2 separate regions of the Homo sapiens genome follow, and region 2 is linked to region 1. A link is an interaction called in ENCODE POLR2A ChIA-PET data of the cell type or tissue named here. Cell type or tissue: Panc1. All regions are shown on one strand. Each heading gives the region's core, and the rest is flanking DNA. Links, peaks and the distances in the headings are about the cores only.

Region 1 (5,386 bases), core at 311-5,310:
TTAACAAAAAACTAATAATTTACTTTAATATTTAATTATTTGTTGCTGGTATACAGATATACAATTGATTTTTGTATGCTGATCTTACATCCTGCAGCCTTGATAAACTTACTCATTAGTTCAGGAGCTTTGTTTTGATTCTGCAGTAGGTACTATAGGGTCAAACATGCTGACTGAGAGGAAAGACAGTTTTACTTCTTCTTTTTCAATTCCAATGCCTCTTTCTTGACTATTGAACTTGCTAGAACCTCCAGTAAAATACTGAATAGAAGAGATGAGAGCAGGTTTCCTTGCCTTACTCCTCATCTTAGGGGAAAGTATTCAGTCTTGCGCCATCAAATACGAGGTTAGCTCTAGATTTTTCATAAATACCATGCATCTGAGGAAGATTCCTTCTATTGTCAGTTTCTTGAACGTTTGTATCTGAAAGGAGTGTTGCATTTTGTCAAATGATCTCACTGCATATTCTAAAATGATACTGTTTTTCGTTTTTAGTTTGTTAAGACGGTGAAATATACTGATTAATTTTAGACAAAATGATGCTCTGAAAATGCTCAAAGCTTACATTTACTTTTCAGTCACCCACCACACTAAACTGCTAATTAATGCTAAATGTCTGGTCAACCGAAATCTCTAAGTCTTTACTGAACGCCCACCATGTGCTTGAGACAGAACTTTAGTGACCTCATCATGAACATGCGTCCCATGGGACCCCGTGTGGAATATTAATTAGCCCACTGTCTAGTCTCAAAATACATAATCTACTGGACATAAACATGCAAAAAACTTAATGTTACAATATTCAAATCCTGGTTCAAGGCAACAAGAGCAGCTGGATCATAAAGCACCAACAATTCTATCAATGGACAGCAATGCAGACCCCTGGCTGAGCCAGGGGGAAGGAAGAGCAGGCCTTCCGGCCAGGACATGAGGACTGGCTAAGGGAGACAGGTGATTCAGGCACACATGTTTACACTCCATCTTTCCCAAATTTCCACTGAATTGATTGAAGAAATCAGGAAAACAAACCACTGGAAAGCACAGATGCAGGGCCCTCCGCAAGCTCCCATGTGACGGCATGGGCAGCGGGTTCTAGAGGCCCCTCTCCTGCCCTTCCTGAAAAGCAGTGTGCCATGGAGGCAGTGGGTGAGGGAGATGCTGGGGATACATGGCTGCAGAGGCTGGCCCCAGCCACACAGGGTGCCACATGGGACCAGAGGCCACCAAGCCCCCTTTCAGCACCCCACAAGGCTGGGGGGGACCCAGAACTGGTGTGCACACATTGCATGAAGCTGATGGCTCTGCCTCCTGCTACTTTCACATCCAGCTCAGGGTCCGAATAACCTTAAAGGAGATCCCGGTGAAAAATGAGGGCTCACAGCAGAAAATGTCCATACATGCACGCTGGGAAGAAGGCAAGACCAGCACTGACTTCTCCTTCAGGGAGCAGCAAACAGAAAGAAAGAAACACAGAAGCCATAAAAAAATCTCTGCCACATGAAGAAAAACACAACAACACAGCAGAAGGTAGAAGAATGCATGTTCAGAAATATGCACAAAAAGAAACAGGTTATTTTAGTCAATGGCCTGCTATGTGCTTTCAGAGACAAGAAGGAAAAGAAAAACTCAATGAAACAAGAGATTAAAAATTGTAAAACGATAGTCTAAAAAGAAAAGGAAATATGAATAAAAAATTATATTTGGCTTCAAAATAGCTTTAGATAAAGTCTAGAGGAACTGTAATCATGAGAAGAAATGATCAAAATTTCATTTACTTTCCATATTCTTAATCTTCTGTTCGCTAATTTGACTTCAGGGGAGAGGAGGCGCCCCTTCGGCGGAGTTCAGGGGCGCCGTTCAGACGGACACAAGGAGGGAGGCCGGGTCGCCGTCGATTATGCACCATGTCCAACACGAGGCCGCCACCTGCCAACCCCCCGGCGTTCACCATGTCCTGTGGTGGTGAGCACTACCATCTCCACGGCCCACTGTGTGCCTCAGGGCTAAACAAAACCTCCTGCAGGCTAAACAATGTCCAGAAAAGTTCTTCTTCCATTTTGTCTTCCCACAGACTCAATAATAAAGTGTATTTTTCCTAACAAGAGATGCAGTTTCTGCTGGGCTGAGTCACAGAGCTGCCGTACTGTTAAGCTTTCTCTGAAATATGTCACGTCACATTTCTATCACTTGTGAAACGAGCGGCCCATTTTCCCTCCCTGAATATCACACACTAGTTACACTCCAGAGGCCTGCCTACGAGAGACGGCCAGCCAGAGTGAAGACCTGGCAAGGCAGAAATGCAGGACTTTAGGACCCCAGAGAGAACCTGCAACCATGGGTGGGGCAGAGGCAGGCTGGCCTGCACGCCAACCCAGAGTTTCAGAGAAGGCACCTAAAAGGTCCAGACACCAGTTCTCTCCTCTGTAGGGGGAACACAAGACCGGCCTGGATAGGCGGTTCTAAGAATTAAACTGAACAAAGCACAGTAGGGGCCGCCCATTTGAAGATCCCTTTCATTTCAGAGACGCAGGTGCTCCAGCTGCACGCACAGGCGATGCGCCCACAGTCCCAGCACAGGCAGCAGACAGCCCTGCGTGAGCACCCGCGTCTTCTAATGGTGAGCACGCACTGTCACCTGCACTCAGGGACAGGTTTGGGAGGGCGAGTTTTACCCTGAGGAATGGGTCGTCCAACACTCCCTCAACTGTAGAAACCTGTGTACACTCAATTCAAATAACAGAATAACCATGGGAGAGCACTGTGGGAAAACCCACCCATCTCATGCCACCCACAGTGTCTTGTGGGGCCCTGGAACTGAGCTGGGCCTTAGCCAATGCCCAGTGAATGCAAGAAGACAAGGATTCAGTGGAGAAACAAATGAAAGAGGGGCTGAGGCTGAGCTAAGTCAGCACAGGCAATGCAGTCTGTAGCCAGTGCCACACAAAGCCTGAACCTTACTTCTGGTAACAATCCCCAAACAGCCCTGAACAGAGAAGCAGAGACACCGTCCTCCTGGAAGTCCTGACACGTGCTCACCTCCTGCCATCGGTCATCATGCCCTGATTGCGCCTTGGAGCTCTGGCATCCCCGAGTCAGACGGAACAGGCAGAGGTGCCTGTCGTGGAGACGAGGGGACGATAGCACTGCAGGCCAGGGGTGCCTGGCTCCCTGCTCACAGGGCAGGCACAGCACGTCCTCAGCCAGGCCTCCAACTGCAGATGGCGCCCTGGGAAAGCCTGCTGCCACCATGGGGAGGGCAAAGCACACCAGTGCAATGGGGTAAAAGTAGCAGGAGGCAGAGCCATCAGCTTCATGCAGTGTGTGCACTCAACTGGAGTGTTCTGAGTCCTCTTCAGTGTTTCCTTTGCTCAACAAATTTAAATCTCCACAACTCAGAAAGGAAAAGTTGTGCTGCTGTACTACACTAAATCAAGTTGAATTACCAGGAAGCTATCACACAAGAATGTGGTAATGATATACTGGAAAATGTGAATACATCTCCCCTCAAATGCATCTGCTTTGACACCCCTAAGACACCATGACGGTGCCCCACAGTCTGATGCTCAGTAACAAGAATTCTGCCAGTGATTTCCACTGAGCAACAGAAACGCCTTCAGGAATTTACTGTAAGCAAAACCACAGCCAAGTATAACACAATATAACAGACGTGAGAGTCTCGCAGTGCTGGAAACCTTCATCTTGTCCAAGTGCTTTCGCTGAGAAACGTGAGGGTGGCTCACTGCCACCCACGCAGGGAGCATCAGCAAAGGCCCACGCAGGGCTAGGCCTCAGCAGGCACCACACGGCCACACACAGAGGCACCCCACAGCCCAGGCTCTCCCCACCAAAGGGTGAGAAGGCAACTGCCCCACAGTGTGTGCCCCAGTGCAGCTGGGAGGGAAGCAGCCAGCCACCTGCAAGACAGAAGCTGGTGCATCGTGGCAGCAAGGACACTGGCACCATGGCCTGTGGCCAACGTGGGTAGTGACACTGGTCCTAAAACTACAGGCATCCTTCTCAAACAATCAAGCAAAAACAAACCTGCTAGAGTTCACTAAACAACAGCAGGATCTGTGCCCTTGCTCACACTGCCTGCCCCTCTAACAGCCCTCCCTCTGCCTGCTCAGGACCAGCACAGGCCCCCTCCTCTCTGAGAGCCTGTCAGTGCCCTCTAGGGCACCACCTGCAGGGGCCTGGGGCCTGACATGAGCACCGGAGCAGGAGCAGAGACCCTGCCATGGCCTCCCGACTGGCCAGCACAGAGCTGCCTCACCACGAAGGTCTGTCCTATCCTGAGCAAGTCCTTTTACCTCCCCATGCCCCATTTCTTAAAATGGGGATAAAAAAGTGCCACCTCAAGAAGGCAAAACAGTGCAGTGCGGCTGCTGTGGAAAACGGTCTGGTGGTTCCTCAGTCAGTTAACACAGAGTCTCTACGTGTCCCCCAGGTCCACTCCTAAGGAACTGAAAAGAGGTGTCAAACAAAAACTTGTAAAAGAATGTTCATGGTGGTACTATTCACAATAGCCGAAGAGCAGGAAAAAAACCAATGTCACTAATCAATAAGTGGATGTGGTATATTCATACAACAGAACATGATTCAGCCATAAAAAGGAATGAAATTCTGACACATGCTACGATGATGCAGATAAACCTCAAAAACAGGATGCAAGTGAAAGAAGCCAGACGCTGTGTGGTTCCATTTATATTAAATACCCAGCATGGGCAAATCTGTAGACAGAAATTAGACTAGTGGCTGCCAGGGGCTGGGGAAAGGGGGGATTGGGAGGGACTGCTTAACGGGCACAGGGCTTTACTTTGGGGGGGTGAGAATGTTCTGGAAGTAGGCAGACGTGGTGGCTGCGTAGCATGAAGACTGTGCTCAATGCCACTGACTTATACACTTGAAAACGGCACAGTTTATGTTATGTGAATTATGCCTCAATTAAAAGGGGGGAGGGGAGTGACCCCTCACAGAGCTGCTGTCAGGGTCAAAACTGAGTACTGTGTTAGTGAGTGAGTGTGTGTGTGAAAGTGAACATGTTTCTAGTCAGTGTCTGACAGACTGTAATGATACCACTCTTGTTGTTGTTGTTGATTGTGTTGGCTTTCTCATTTGGTTTTTTCTTTTTTTAAAGAAAGAAAGAAAAAGCTCTAAATAATGCACAAGTTAACTGGCTATGAAGCCCTAAGGGAGAAAGGAGACTCTCAGGATAGGCAGAGTCCTGGCAGCTACACACCTTTCCTGTTGAGAGGAAATCGGCCTCTTCCCTCCAGTCTTTTCAATGACCAATGAGTGACGGGGACATCTGTGGGCATCTGCTGGGGCCTGTGCTCACACAGGCCAACTGCAGGCTGCTTTCCCAAAAGTGTAACCGTGAGGTAAA
Region 2 (5,386 bases), core at 323-5,322, 76 kb after region 1:
AAAGGGTAAAGGCCACTGTAAAGAATATAGGAATAACAAATGTAAAAGCCAGTAAAGGAAAGTCCTAAGAAATGGAAGAAACTCAGAAGAGGGTCTCTCTAACAAGTCTGAGATTCAGGCATTGTTACAGAGGGCATGGCTGTGACCCACTGGAGAAACTCACTGAGGTACTTGAGGCTGGAGCCAGTGCTGAGGTGCCTGTGAGACTCTCTGGGCAGTCATCTATTGGGGTGCTGGCTACTCTTGATAAGAAACTGCCCACTGGCTGCCATGCCATCAAACAAGAACAAAAGCCCTGAAACCTGGAAGAGAAGCCCCTTCCTCTACCCGTGTCCCTCCAGCACCCTCTGCTGACAAGCCCACCACTATGCCAACTGGTCAAGGAGGAATTTTCTTAGGGTCCAGCACCAATTTCAACAAACGGGGCCAAGACAGGTGGGATCAGGAGTTAAGAGGTAATAACAGATAACTGGCACAGCACACCATTTGGGTGGGTCTGTTTCTTGACTCTTCTATTTCAATTTCTCCATCTTATGTCAAGGCTCTGTACTGATTACTATAGCTTGATAGTATATCCTCATAATGGCTGGTGGAGATCCTCCACTGGCATTCTGCATTACAACTGCCTGTGCTATTCGAAGTCTTTTGCACATCTTTATATGTTTTAGAATAAACATGCTGATTTACACCTAAAAAAAACAAATTGCTGAAATTTCGATCGTGGTGTTTTAGTTTCAAAGAGCAGTTTGGGAAAGAACTGATATTTTTATAATATTGAGTTTTTCAATTCAAATAATATGATTTATTCCTCCACTTAAGCATTCTTTAATTTTTCTCAATGATATTCTGTTGTCTTTACTATAGAGGCACTGGTTTTATTTCTAGAAGTTCTTTTGATTTTACTGCTGCTGCTACATAGAAATATAATTGAGTGGTCTTTATTCACCTTCTATCCAGCAACCTTGCTAAATTTATTTACAAATTTCAGTGTAATGCCATGTAAAGTTTTCAACTATGATTGTGTATTTATTTATTCCTCTTTTCAGTTCTGTTTTTGCTTTTTGTATTTTAAGGAGACAATATTAGATGCATGCCTATTCAGGGTGTTACATCTTCCCACTAAACTAGCCCTTTTATAATTATGCAATGACCTTCTTTTTCTCTGGTAATATATTTTGCCTTAATGTCAATTTTGACTACAGTAATAAAGTTATTCCAGTTTGTTTTGGTTAATGTTCAAGTGGTATAGATTTTTCTCGTCTACTTTCAACCTAACTACATCCTTGCTTTTAAAATATGCTTCTTTTAGACAAAACATAGTTTTTATTCTATAGACAACCTTTAGAATTTTAATTGGAGTGTTTAATCTATTTGCATTCAATTTGTATTTCTAAAATGTTCATTTTAATTCTACCATCTTGCTATTTGGTTGGTTGTTGTTTTTGTTGTTTTTTGGGTCCTGTGGTTCTTTGGTTACTTTATTTCCCCTTTCCCATCTTCGTTTGGAATAATGAGGTATTTTTTATTCCGTTGTTTTAATCTCAGCTTCTTTATTTATTCTAGTGTTATCATTTTCGTAGTTATCTAAGAGATTTCAATTACACTATAATTTATTACAGACTGCTTTAAAAATCTCAGAAGAGTTTAACTCCCTTTATCCCCTCCTGCACTGACAGAGTCATATATTTTTACATGTTATAGATTCAATATGACATTATTTCTGTTTTAAGCAGTAAGTATCTTAAAATATTTGTTCATATATTTACCCTTTCTTGTGTTCTTCATTTCTTCTATGCTTCCATTTGGGAATATTTCCTTTCAACCTAAAGAACTTGCTAAAAGTATTCTTATAGTGCAGGTCTGTCTATGACAGACTGTCTCAATCTTTGTCTGAGAACATATTTATGTTGCCCTTCATTTTTGAAAAATATTTTCACTGAGTATAGAATTCTAGATTGACAGTTTTCTGTCAGCATTGAAATTCTTCATCTTTTTATCCATTTGTTCCTCTTTTCCTGTTTTTAAACATATTAATCATATTTGTTCTCATCAAATTTATTGGGGAATGATTTACCTTAAAAATTATATTCTATTAAAGTGTACAATTTGATGAGTTTTAACAGTTGTGTATGATCCTAAGACAGGGCATTTCCATCACCCCCAAAAGATTACTTGTGTTCCTTTATGGGCTATTCCCTCCACTGCCTCTGGGTCCAAGAAAAACAAAAACATGCTTTTTGTCATTTTAGATTAGTCTGTATTTTGTATTAATGGAATCATATACTATAAACTCTTTTTATGTCTGTCTTCTTTCAGTTAACATAATAATTTTGAGATTCACCCACGTTATTGTGGGTATCAGAACAATGTTGAAGAGAAGTGGCAAGAGTAGACATCCTTGCCTTGTTGGTAGTCTTAGGAGGTAAGTGTTCACTATTTCACCTTTGAGTATGAAGTTAGCTGTAGGTTTTTTATAGATGCCCTTTATCAGGTTGACGAAATTATTGTATGTTCCTAATTTACTGAGAATTTTTATTATTAGTGGGTGTTGAATTTTGTCAAATGTTTTTCTGCAACTATTGAAATAATTGTCTGGTTTTTCTCCTTTATTGTTAATATGGTGAATTACATTGAATGATGATGATTACATTGAATAATGAGTAAACCAACCTCGCGTTCTTGCTATAAACCTCATTTGGTTGTGATGTTTTATCCATTTAAAATATTTCTGGATTTGATTTGATAATGTTTTAAGGATTTTAGTACCTAGTTACATGAGGAATATTAGTCAGTAGGTTTTTCTTGTAATATCTTCATCTGGTTTTGGTATCCGGATATTCTTGGCCTCATAAGATGAGTTCAGAGGTGTTTTCCTCTCTTCTGTTTTCTGGAAGAGTCTGGGTAGAATCAGTATTAATTCTTTTAAAAACATCTGGTAGAATGAACCAGTGTAGCCTTCTGAGCTTAGAGTTTTTAACTAGAAATTGAATTTATATAGTAGATATGGGCCTATTCAGGTTATTTATTTCTTTTTGAATGAGCTTTAATTGCTTCGTTGTTTTGAATGAGCTTTAGTCTTTCAAGGAATTCGACCAATTATTCCCAGTTGTTTAATACGCTGGCTAAAGTTGTTTAGGATATTCTCTTATTATCCTTTTATTATCTGTAGGATCTGTGGAGATAATTCCTCTTTCATTCTTGATATTCATGTTTTGTGCCTTCTTTTTTTTTTTATCTTGATCATTCTAGCTATGAGCTCATAGATTCTGTTGATCTTTTCAAAGAACCAGCTTTTGGCTCAATTTTTTGTCTGTTTTAAATTTTGTTGATTTCTACATTCTTATTTTTTTCCTTCAACTTACTTTAGATTATTTTGCTGTTCTTCTTCTAGTTTTTTGAGTTACAACCTAAGGTCTCTGTTTAGAAACCTCTAGTTTGTCCCTGAACTTGAGAGTGGCCTTCCTGGATTCTTTATTGAGACCCTTCCAGGTCCTTATCTCCTCAGTCCTGAAAGTTCAGCCAGTTAAAGCTTCTGAGCTGATCTTTTCAGCTTCCTGCCACATACTATGGATTCAAAATCTGGAAAAATGACTTGAGGGGAAGACGGACTGTGTACTTGTTGCAGGCCTGTTTCCTTCAGGGTGACTCTATCCCCTAGACACCTGGAGAACGTGGGAGAGTTGCCATTCTATCTCACTGGTCCATCTCCTGGCTTCTTGCACAGTTCCAGAACTTGCCAGATAATCTGGTGGACAGAACAAGCCTTGTGCTGGGGACTCCTTTAGTTTCCAGTCAATTATAGTAGTACCTTGAGACTGCAGAAACACTCTGCTGGTTTTTCTTTTCTCCCATAGAATCCCTCAGCTTCAACCACATGTGATTCTTAGGCAATGTTTGGAATTACTGGCTTATTTTTAGCTTATCTAGAAGGGTTGTTATAGCTCATATACTCTTCATTGCTTTGATCATTTTAGAAATACAGTTTTTGCAATTTACCATTTTTTATAAATCCACTTGTTCCATTGGTAATGTTGGCCTGCTCTGACTCACTGTATTCTAATTGAGGGCAGAATTCTCCCTCTCTCTGTTTAATTTATGTACAATCAAATTCATCTATTTGAGGTGTACAGATTAGTGAATTGTGATGTATATACACACACACACACACACACATACATACATACATATATATGATATATATATTTTATATATATATAATATATATATGAGATATATATATATATAACTACCCCCACAAACAAGATATAGAACATCACCCCAAAAGGCTCTGGTACCCCTTTTCATTCAATATTCCCCACTCTCACCTTCCAGTCTGGGCAATTATTGATATTCTTATGTAAATAGAATCATATGATATGTACTGACTTCTTTTGTTATGTCTGGCTTACTTCTTTCATCATTTTTAAGATGAATCCATACTGTATGAATGTATTTTGTTCCTGTTTATTAGTTAGTATTGTACTCTTTGTTTACTTGCCTGTTGATAGATTTTTTAATTGTTCCTAGCTTTTAACTATTATAAATAAAGCTACTGTGAACACTTTTGTACATGTCTTTGCATAAGAATATACTTTCATTTTTTTGTGGGTAATTATCTGGGAGCGGAATGGTTAGGTGGTATACGGTAAGTGCTACGGTATTTAGCTTTATAAGGATCTGTCAAACTGTTTTCCAAAGTGGTTGAGTGGTTTACTCTCCCCCTTGCCCTGTGTGATGGATCCAGTTTACCACTATTTGTATCACTACTTATTTTCATTACATTTTAGCCATTCTATTAGATGTATACCGGTATCTCTTTACAACTTTAGTTTTTATTTTCCTAAAGACTAATGATAGATATTAATATCTCCTTGTGCTTTTAGCTTTCATTTTCCTGAAGACTAATGATGATGAGCATCTTTTTCATATGCTTATTAGCCATTTGTATGTCTTCTGTGATGTATCTGTAGAAATATTTTGGTATTTTTTATTGAGTTGTTGTTTCCTTATTATTGAGCTGCAAAAGTTCTTTGTATATTCTGAAATAGTCCTTTTTTCAGATATATGTAGGAAAAAAATTTCCATTCTATTTGCCTTTTCATTTTGTAAATGGTGTCTTGCAAAGAACAGAATTTTAAAACTTTGATGAGATGTAAATTAGTTTTTCTTTTGTTGATGTATTGCTTTATTTTTATTTTTATCTATTTGTTGATGTATCTAAGAATCTAGCAAGCCCCAAGGTCAGAAAGATTTTCTCCTTTGTTTTCTTCTAAAAGTTTCATGGACTTAGCTTTTATATTCAGGTTAATTTTGAATACAGTGTTAGGCAAGAATCAAGGTTCTTTTTTTTATATATGGATATTCAGTTCTTCTGACAGTTTGTTGG

The links. ChIA-PET counts read pairs that join two places held together with the same protein. Peaks named below come from ENCODE experiments on the same cell type or tissue, not always from the same donor. Only the 100,000 strongest peaks of a DNase experiment are listed, where the experiment ranks them.
Region 2: POLR2A ChIA-PET joins it to region 1 with 7 read pairs; 2 of 35 experiments call an interaction of 5 or more read pairs at or near these places.

What each region holds. Positions count from the first base shown.
Region 1 is chr21:45,766,611-45,771,996 of GRCh38, reverse strand. The region is part of intron 4 of PCBP3 (poly(rC) binding protein 3); the gene reads right to left. Among named protein-coding and RNA genes, the nearest start is that of PCBP3-AS1, 67 kb to the left of the region's middle. In Panc1, for the core only: no CTCF peak of the experiment used is centred there; a DNase peak (open chromatin) is centred at 3,216.
Region 2 is chr21:45,690,244-45,695,629 of GRCh38, reverse strand. The region is part of intron 2 of PCBP3 (poly(rC) binding protein 3); the gene reads right to left. Among named protein-coding and RNA genes, the nearest start is that of PCBP3, 49 kb to the right of the region's middle. In Panc1, for the core only: a CTCF peak has its summit at 362 (motif pointing left); no DNase peak of the experiment used is centred there; H3K27me3 peaks cover 528 bases.